Regions from separate parts of the Homo sapiens genome. Here region 1 is linked to region 2. Evidence: read pairs that join two places in POLR2A ChIA-PET (ENCODE). Cell type or tissue: K562. All regions are shown on one strand. Each heading gives the region's core, and the rest is flanking DNA. Links, peaks and the distances in the headings are about the cores only. Region 1 overlaps ZGLP1 (zinc finger GATA like protein 1). Region 2 overlaps DNMT1 (DNA methyltransferase 1).

The links. ChIA-PET counts read pairs that join two places held together with the same protein. Peaks named below come from ENCODE experiments on the same cell type or tissue, not always from the same donor. Only the 100,000 strongest peaks of a DNase experiment are listed, where the experiment ranks them.
Region 1: POLR2A ChIA-PET joins it to region 2 with 5 read pairs; 2 of 35 experiments call an interaction of 5 or more read pairs at or near these places.

What each region holds. Positions count from the first base shown.
Region 1 is chr19:10,302,880-10,307,212 of GRCh38, reverse strand. ZGLP1 (zinc finger GATA like protein 1) reads left to right here. Exons shown (of 5, transcript NM_001409033.1): 3 at 1,261-1,367; 4 at 1,730-1,823; 5 at 2,005-2,410. The coding sequence ends at 2,122. FDX2-ZGLP1 (FDX2-ZGLP1 readthrough) reads left to right here. Exons shown (of 9, transcript NR_176052.1): 7 at 1,261-1,367; 8 at 1,730-1,823; 9 at 2,005-2,410. Among named protein-coding and RNA genes, the nearest start is that of ZGLP1, 4.8 kb to the left of the region's middle. RefSeq lists an enhancer at 1,152-2,351. In K562, for the core only: no CTCF peak of the experiment used is centred there; DNase peaks (open chromatin) are centred at 1,502 and 3,166.
Region 2 is chr19:10,130,548-10,134,933 of GRCh38, reverse strand. DNMT1 (DNA methyltransferase 1) reads left to right here. Exons shown (of 41, transcript NM_001130823.3): 40 at 627-717; 41 at 1,233-1,588. The coding sequence ends at 1,267. Among named protein-coding and RNA genes, the nearest start is that of EIF3G, 13 kb to the right of the region's middle. RefSeq lists a silencer at 1,744-2,040. In K562, for the core only: no CTCF peak of the experiment used is centred there; no DNase peak of the experiment used is centred there.

The DNA of each region.
Region 1 (4,333 bases), core at 1-4,000, 170 kb before region 2:
ACCTATTTATTGTTATTATAAAAATTATAATTATGACTTTTTTAATCATGCCGCCAAAACAATATTTTTTTTTTTTTTTGAGATGGAGTTGCACTCTGTCGTTCAGGCTGGAGTGCAATGACACAATCTCGGCTCACTGCAACCTCTGCCTCCCGGATTCAAACGATTCTCCTGCCTCAGCCTCTGGAGTAGCTGGGATTACAGGTGCCTGCTACCACGCCTGGCTAATTTTTGTATTTTTAGTAGAGATGGGGTTTTGCCATGTTGGCCGGGATGGTCTCGATCTCTTGACCTCAGGTGATCCATCTGCCTTGCCCTCCCAAAGTGTTGGGATTACAGGAGTGAGCCGCCACCATGCCTGGCTGCTTTTTTTTGCTTTTGTTTGTTTGTTTGTTTTTGAGACAGGGTCTTGCTCTGTCACCCAGGGTGGAGTGCAGTGGCGCAATCATGGCTCACTGCAGCCTGGACCTCCCAGGCCCAAGCCATCCTCCCTCCTCAGCCTCCCAACTAGCTGGGAGTGCAGGCCTGTACCACCACTCCTGGCTATTTTTTTTGTTTGTAGAGACGGGGTCTCCCTATATTGCCCAGACTCCCATCTCTTTTTAAAAATCAATAAATCAAATTTTCAAAGAAAAAAAAACTGTTGTATTGGGAAGCCCATTTTACAGATGAGGAAACTGAGGCACAGAGTAGGAGATAATGTGTCCAGGCTCACACAGCAAGGACATGGAGAACTGGGATTGGAACCTGGCAGGCTGTCCCTGTGCTTACTATTTTTCAAATAATAATAATAATAATTAGGTCGGGCACGGTAGCTCATGCCTGTAATCCCTGCACTTTGGGAGGCCGAGGTGGGTGGATCACTTGAGGTCAGGAGTTCGAGACCAGCCTGGCCAACATGGTGAAACCCCGTCTGTACTAAAAATACAAAAATTAGCTGGGCGTGGTGTCGCGCGCCTGTAGTCCCAGCTGCTTGGGAGGCTGAGGCTCAAGAATTGCTTGAACCCGGGAGGTGGAGGTTGTAGTGAGCTGAGATGACACCACTACACTCCAGCCTGGGCAACAGAGCGAGACTCCATCTGCAAAAATAATAATAATAATAATAATAATATTACTAATGAGAGGCAAAGCCAGGCCATTCAGATATTAGTTGCCTCCTCGGGGGATGGCTGATACCTTGATACTAAATCTTCATTTCGGAGGGCTGTTGGGGACAAGCTACAGATCCCCCCCAGTGCTAATACCTTGTCTGCCCCACAGCCTGCCCTGCAGTAGCCGTTCTCAGGAATCCCCTGCAGATGCTGTTGGGGGCCCTGCAGCCCACCCAGGAGGCACCGAGGCCCACTCAGCAGGCAGCGAGGCCCTGGGTGAGTCCTGAAAACCCAAGAGCTATAAATATTTTGGGGGCCAATTTCCTGTCTTCCCTGCCTTTCTCCCTGCCCCCCCCTTCTCCATCTTGCTTCCCCATTTAGAGCCCTCAGGGAGGAGTCGCAGCACCCCCCTCCACTTGGGCTGAGTCACCCCCACCCCCAGCTTCCTCCTCTGCGGAATGCTGCCATCTGTCTCCCTTCCTGGCTTTGCTGTGGCTTAGAGCTGGCAACTCCCAGGGCTGATCCAGAGCTAGGTGGGGCCTTTACTGAGACCCCCACAAAATGCCCGACTCCGCACAGGCATCCCGAGCTCACATGCTTGGCCTCTGACCCCTGCCCTTTGACCTCTGACCCTTCAGAGCCCCGGCGCTGTGCTTCCTGTCGGACCCAGAGGACCCCGCTCTGGAGAGACGCTGAAGATGGGACCCCTCTCTGCAACGCCTGTGGGATCAGGTCCTTAGAATGGAGGAGGGAGTTGGGGCGGGGGTCCCCAAATCAGTCCACGTGTAACCAGGATGGCCTGTGGGGAAAGCAAAAAGCAAAACACCTACCTCTTGGGAAAAGTGGTTTCCTTGTGGCGGTTTCCGGGCCCCCACTGCATCCTAAATGGCAGTTTCTTGTCCCCCAACCCTAGGTACAAGAAATACGGCACTCGCTGCTCCAGCTGCTGGCTGGTGCCCAGGAAAAATGTCCAGCCCAAGAGGCTATGTGGCAGATGTGGAGTGTCCCTGGACCCCATTCAGGAAGGTTAAACCCAGCTTCACCCTGCTGAGCTGCTGCTTCTGCCTCCGTTTCACCAGTGGGAGAATGGGCAGAAGCAGCTCTCCTAGGAGGATTGGGGAAAGAGCCGGCCTGCCTCCTCTCTGCCATCTCCAGATTCAAGGATCCCGGGGGAAGACCCAGGCCTCAGGTGGCAGAGCCTGCTAGGGGTCACCAGCCCCTTCTCCAGTCAGCCTTGGCCGAGGCCCCCTCAGGAGACGCTCTCAGGAAGGATGAGCATTGTTACAGCAGGGACAATAAAGTACAGAGATATGCCGAGAGAAAAAGCCTGTGATTTGGGATCCCGCCTCCTGTGCCCCTGTGCCAGCCCAGGAAGGTGGACAGGTGTTTTCTCGTTGGGGTTGTGAGGGGCGTGCACACACGTGCGCATGCACAGAGACACAGTCTTATCCACAGGCAGCAGCCCCCACACAGGGAATTAGCCACATTTACCACAATGTCCCATGCAGGGAAACAGCCACTACCCACAGACACACACAACAGATACAGAAAGACACACACAAGCCGGGTGCAGTGGCTCACGCCTGTAATCCCAACACTTTGGGAGGCTGAGGCAGGAGGATTGCTTGAGGCCACGAGTTTGAGACCAGCCTGGGCAACATAGTGAGACCCTGTTATATACAGAAGGGAAAAAAAAAGACACATGTCTAGCCAGGCACAGTGGCTCATTTCTGTAATCCCAGCACTTTGGGAGGCTGATGCAGGTGGATCACCTGAGGTCAGGAGATCGAGACCAGCCTGGCCAACATGATGAAACCCCGTCTCTACTAAATATGCAAAAATTAGCCAGGCGTGGTAGCATGTGCCTGTAATCCGAGCTACTTGGGAGGCTCAGGCAGGAGAATCGCTTGAACCTGGGAGGTTGAGGTTGCAATGAGCCAAGATCGTGCCACTGCACTCCAGCCTGGGTGACAGAGCGAGACTCTATCTCAAAAAAGACACATGCAAGACAGCCGTGCGTGCTGACAGACACATCAGCAGAGACACACGTCGACAGGGATATGCTGACACGTAGCTGAGTCACACACAGATACAGCCCACACAGGACACATGCACCAGACACACGTAAAACACACAAGTAGATGGCACACACTGGCAGCATATACCAGTGGATCCTTCATCTGTCACCCAACCCCTGCCTGCAGTGTGTCACTCTCCTTAGCCCCTGCTGTGTCCCCTACCCCCTTTTAAGATCTCCCTAATCCAGCCAAAATGTGTCTCCCGGGCCTGAAGTCAAAAGCCCCAAGTCAGAGGCATCTTTCAGCAGGCGGGACACACAGGCCACCAGCACTCACAGGGAGGGAGGGAGGATGGAGAGTCAAGACTGGTGGCGGGCTGGGCATGGTGGCTCACACCTGTAATCCCAACACTTCAGAAGGCAGAGGTGGGAGGATCGCTTGAGCCCAGGAGTTTGAGACCAGCCTGGGTAACACAGTGAGACCCCGTCTCTACCAAAAAATCAAAAAATGAGCCAGGGGTGGTGGTGCATGCCTGTAGTGCCAGCTACTCAGGACACTGAGGTGGGAGGATCACTTGAGCCCTGGAGGTCAAGACTGCAGTGAACCGTGATCGTACCACTGTACTCCAGCCTGGGTAATAGAGGGAGACTTGGGGAAAAAAAAAAAAGTAGGGTGGGCATGGTCCTTGCTGTGGGCGTGAGTGAGCCACAAAGCCACACACCCTTATGAGATCCTCTTTGTCTCTCCTGGGCAGCCCTGAATGGGAGAACTGGAGTCCAGATTCCTCTGCCCTCAGATCCCTGAATTATTTGATCTTACCCTTCCTTGGCCTGAAACACCCTCCCTCCACATCTCCCCATGGCTGACACCTTCTAATCGCTTGAGGAGGCCTGGCCCCAACATCAGCTCTTCAGAGAAGCCTTCCTTGACCACTCAGACTAAAATAGACACCTCCCCCGACTCAGGCCGGGTGTGGTGGCTCACACCTGTAATCCCAGCACTCAGGGAGGCTGAGGTGTGAGGATCACTTAAACTCAGGAGTTTGAGGCTGGGCTTGGTGGCTCACACCTGTAATTCCAGCACTTTGGGAGGCCAAGGCAGGAGGATCACCTGAGGTCAGGAGTTAGAGACTGGTTAACATGGTGAAACCCCACCTCTGCTAAAACTACAAAAAATAGCCGGGCGTAGTGGCAGGCGCCTGTAGTACCAGCTACTTGGGAGGCT
Region 2 (4,386 bases), core at 64-4,063:
GCCAGGGAAGCAGCCACTCTTAACTGGGAGCGAAACGTGTCTAGGTGGCCCATTTGTCTTTTTTTTTTTTTTTTCTGAGACAGGGTCTCACTCTGTCCCCTAGGCTGGAGTGCAGTGACATGATCTCTGCCCACTGCAACCTCCACCTCCAGGGTTCAAGTGATTCTCCTGCCTCAGCCTCCTGAGGTGCTGGGATTACAGGCATGTGCCACCATGCCCAGCTAATTAGTTTTTGTACTTTTAGTAGAGACGGGGTTTCACCATGTTGGCGAGGCTGCTCTCGAACTCCTGGCCTCAACTAATCCACCTGCCTTGGCCTCCCAAAGTGCTGGGATTACAGGCGTGAGCCACTGCTCCCAGCCCCACGTGTCTTTGTCTCAAGTCTTTCTGAAGCTCTTCAAAGGCCCAGTGACTTGTGGCTGTGGGGCGGGATGATGGGCCAGTTGGAGGGTCCAAGGATCTTGTGCTGGAAGGGTTTTGGGCCCATGTGAGCAGGACCAGAACCCTTCCCCAAGGGGTGCAATGCCCAGGTTGTCCTCCATCTGAGCAGGGGCTGGCAGTACACCTGCCCCCGGGCCTTGGGCCTGGGTGTCCACATCAGGCATTGCCCTTCTCCCCTCCTGCAGGTGGGCAATGCCGTGCCACCGCCCCTGGCCAAAGCCATTGGCTTGGAGATCAAGCTTTGTATGTTGGCCAAAGCCCGAGAGAGTGCCTCAGGTATGGTGGGGTGGGCCAGGCTTCCTCTGGGGCCTGACTGCCCTCTGGGGGTACATGTGGGGGCAGTTGCTGGCCACCGTTTTGGGCTCTGGGACTCAGGCGGGTCACCTACCCACGTTCGTGGCCCCATCTTTCTCAAGGGGCTGCTGTGAGGATTGAGTGAGTTGCACGTGTCAAGTGCTTAGAGCAGGCGTGCTGCACACAGCAGGCCTTTGGTCAGGTTGGCTGCTGGGCTGGCCCTGGGGCCGTTTCCCTCACTCCTGCTCGGTGAATTTGGCTCAGCAGGCACCTGCCTCAGCTGCTCACTTGAGCCTCTGGGTCTAGAACCCTCTGGGGACCGTTTGAGGAGTGTTCAGTCTCCGTGAACGTTCCCTTAGCACTCTGCCACTTATTGGGTCAGCTGTTAACATCAGTACGTTAATGTTTCCTGATGGTCCATGTCTGTTACTCGCCTGTCAAGTGGCGTGACACCGGGCGTGTTCCCCAGAGTGACTTTTCCTTTTATTTCCCTTCAGCTAAAATAAAGGAGGAGGAAGCTGCTAAGGACTAGTTCTGCCCTCCCGTCACCCCTGTTTCTGGCACCAGGAATCCCCAACATGCACTGATGTTGTGTTTTTAACATGTCAATCTGTCCGTTCACATGTGTGGTACATGGTGTTTGTGGCCTTGGCTGACATGAAGCTGTTGTGTGAGGTTCGCTTATCAACTAATGATTTAGTGATCAAATTGTGCAGTACTTTGTGCATTCTGGATTTTAAAAGTTTTTTATTATGCATTATATCAAATCTACCACTGTATGAGTGGAAATTAAGACTTTATGTAGTTTTTATATGTTGTAATATTTCTTCAAATAAATCTCTCCTATAAACCACCCTGGGTGGGTATTCGTGATTTGCACGGGACTTCTGGCTGAGGTCAGACAGGAACAAGCTCTTCCATGCTGAAGGCGACCCACGTGGAGTTTGAAGCTAGCACGTTTGAAGCTAGACACTCCGTGTGTCTGTCTGTGTTTGTTCAGAACTGAGTCACGTGAGTTGATCCCCATGACATGCAAATGGAACTTGCTAGTGTAGCTTCCAGGAAAGCCTTTTAAAGGAAGTCTTGGCTGGCCTTCCCCGTGGCTGGTAGGCCTTCTTTGGTCTGAAGTGGGTTGTGATGCCTGGCAGTGGAGCAGCCATCCTGTGACCATGAGGCAGAGCTCTGTGCTGCAACTGGTGGAATAAGGAGAGAGAAGTCACCACTGAGCTGCCCTTGGAGCCCCGGCCACCCCATCCCCAAGCAAAACCTCTTTAGTTGGGTTTTTTTTCTTTCCAAAGAATTTTTTTTTTTTTTTGAGACAGTCTTGCTCTGTTGCTCAGGCTGTAGTGCAGTGGGGCAGTCTCCGTTCAATGCAGCCTCTGCCTCCTGGGTTCAAGAAATTCTGCCTCAGCCTCCCGAGTAGCTGGGATTGTAGGCGCCCATCACCACGCCCAGCTAATTTTTGTATTTTTAGTAGAGACGATGTTTCACCATGTTGGCCAGGCTGGTCTTGAAATCCTGACATGATCCGCCCACCTGGACCTCCCAAAGTGCTGGGTTACAGGTGTGATCCACTGCACCCAGCCTCCCATTAGCTTTTTTTTTTTTTTTTTTGAGACAGTTTCGTTCTTGTTGCCCAGGCTGGAGTGCGGTGGCACGATCTCTGCTCACTGCAACCTCCGCCTCCCAGGTTCAAGTGATTTTCCTGCCTCAGCCTCCCAAGTAGCTGGGATTACAGGCATGCGCCATCACACCCAACTAATTTTGTATTTTTAGTAGAGACGGGGTTTCTCCATGTTGGTCAGGGTGGTCTCAAACTCCCGACCTCAGGTTATCCGCCTGCCTCGGCCTCCCAAAGTGCTGGGATTATAGGTGTGAGCCACCATGCCTGGCCAGCATTTTTTAATAGTGACATAACACTTCTGTGTGTCCTTTGGCCACTGGATGTACCGTTTCTCTGTGATGGCCACATGACTGTCTTTGCTGGGAGCTCCCTGGGCATTTGGGATGACTGCCCCTGCTCAGTCATCCTGGCTTATCATGTCTGTGCCATACAGAGACCTCCCATTTTTAGGAAGTCAATTTATATTTGTCACTCTTAGTTTTTTGTAGCCTGTTTATTTTTGAGACGGATTCTCACTCTGTCGCCCAGGCTGGAGTGCAGTGGTGTGATCTCTGCTCACCACAACCTCCGCCTCCCGGGTTTAAGCAATTCTCCTGCCTCAGCCTCCCAAGTAGCAGGGATTGAGTAGCTGGGATTACAGGCGCCTGCCAGTACATCTGGCCAATTTTTGTTAATTTAGTAGAGACAGGGTTTTGCCATGTTGGCCAGGATGGTCTTGAACTCCTGACCTCAAGTGATCCTCCCAAAGTGCTGGCATTACAAGCATGAGTCACCGTGCCCGGCCTTTGTAGCCTATTTAGAAACGCCTTTCCTCCCCCCAGCAAGAGATCTTAAACATGTATCTTCTTCCACATTTCTGACATTCCCATTTTAACACATGAATCACTTTTGTAAGGACTAAAAATGGGGATCTCAGCTTATTTTTTGAATAAGACTGATAGCAAATGCACACAGCAAAGTACAACAGCTCAGCTTGACATATGGTAAAGTTCCCCCATCCGAGATTTTTTTTTAAATATACTTTCTGCTGCTATTTTAAGCTAAAAAATTCATTTTAAAGTATATAATGAGTATAATGAGTTTTCTTTTTCTGGATTCCAAGGCACCTTGATCAAGACAACTGAATCTTTGTACTAATGCATAGTGTGACCTTGTGAGAAAACAATCACCCATGTACCTATTATCTTTTTTTATTTTCTATTTTTTTGAGACAGGGTCTCAGTCTGTCACCCAGGCTGGAGTGCAGTGGCCTGATCTCGGCTCATGGCAACCTCCACCTCCTGGGTTCAAGTGATCCCCTGCCTCCGTGTAACTGGGACTACAGGACTGTACCATCATATGTAGCTAATTCTTGTTTTGTTTTTTGAGATGGAGTTTCACTCTTGTTGCCCAGGCTGGAGTGCAATGGCGCAATCTCGGCTCACTGCAGCCTCTACCTCCCGGGTTCAAGGGATCCTCCTGCCCCAGCCTCCCAAGTAGCTGGGATTACAGGCGTGTGCCTGGCGAATTTTTGTATTTTTGGTAGAGACGGGCTTTCACCATGTTGCCCAGGCTGTTCTCGAGCTCCTGACCCCAAGTGATCAGCCCACCTCAGCCTCCCAAAGTGTTGGGATTACAGGCATGAGCCACCACACCAGGCCTAATTTTTACTTACGTAGAGATGCAGTCTCACTATATTGCCTAGGCTGGTCTCAAACTCCTGGCCTCAAGCGATCCTCCCGCTTGGCTTCCTAAAGTGCTAGATTACAGGTATCTGCCACCATACCCAGCCAATAGTGTCAATTTTTTTTTTTTTTTAAATGAGATGGAGTTGTGGTCTTGTTGCCCAGGCTGGAGTGCAATGGCATGATCTTGGCTCACTGCAACCTCCGCCTCCTGGGTTCAAGCGATTCTCCTGCCTCAGCCTCCCGAGTAGCTGAGATTACAGGCGCCTACCACCACGCCCAGCTAATTTTAGTAGAGATGGGGTTTCACCATGTTGGCCAGGCTGGTCTCAAACTCCTGACAACAGGTGATCCACCCACCTT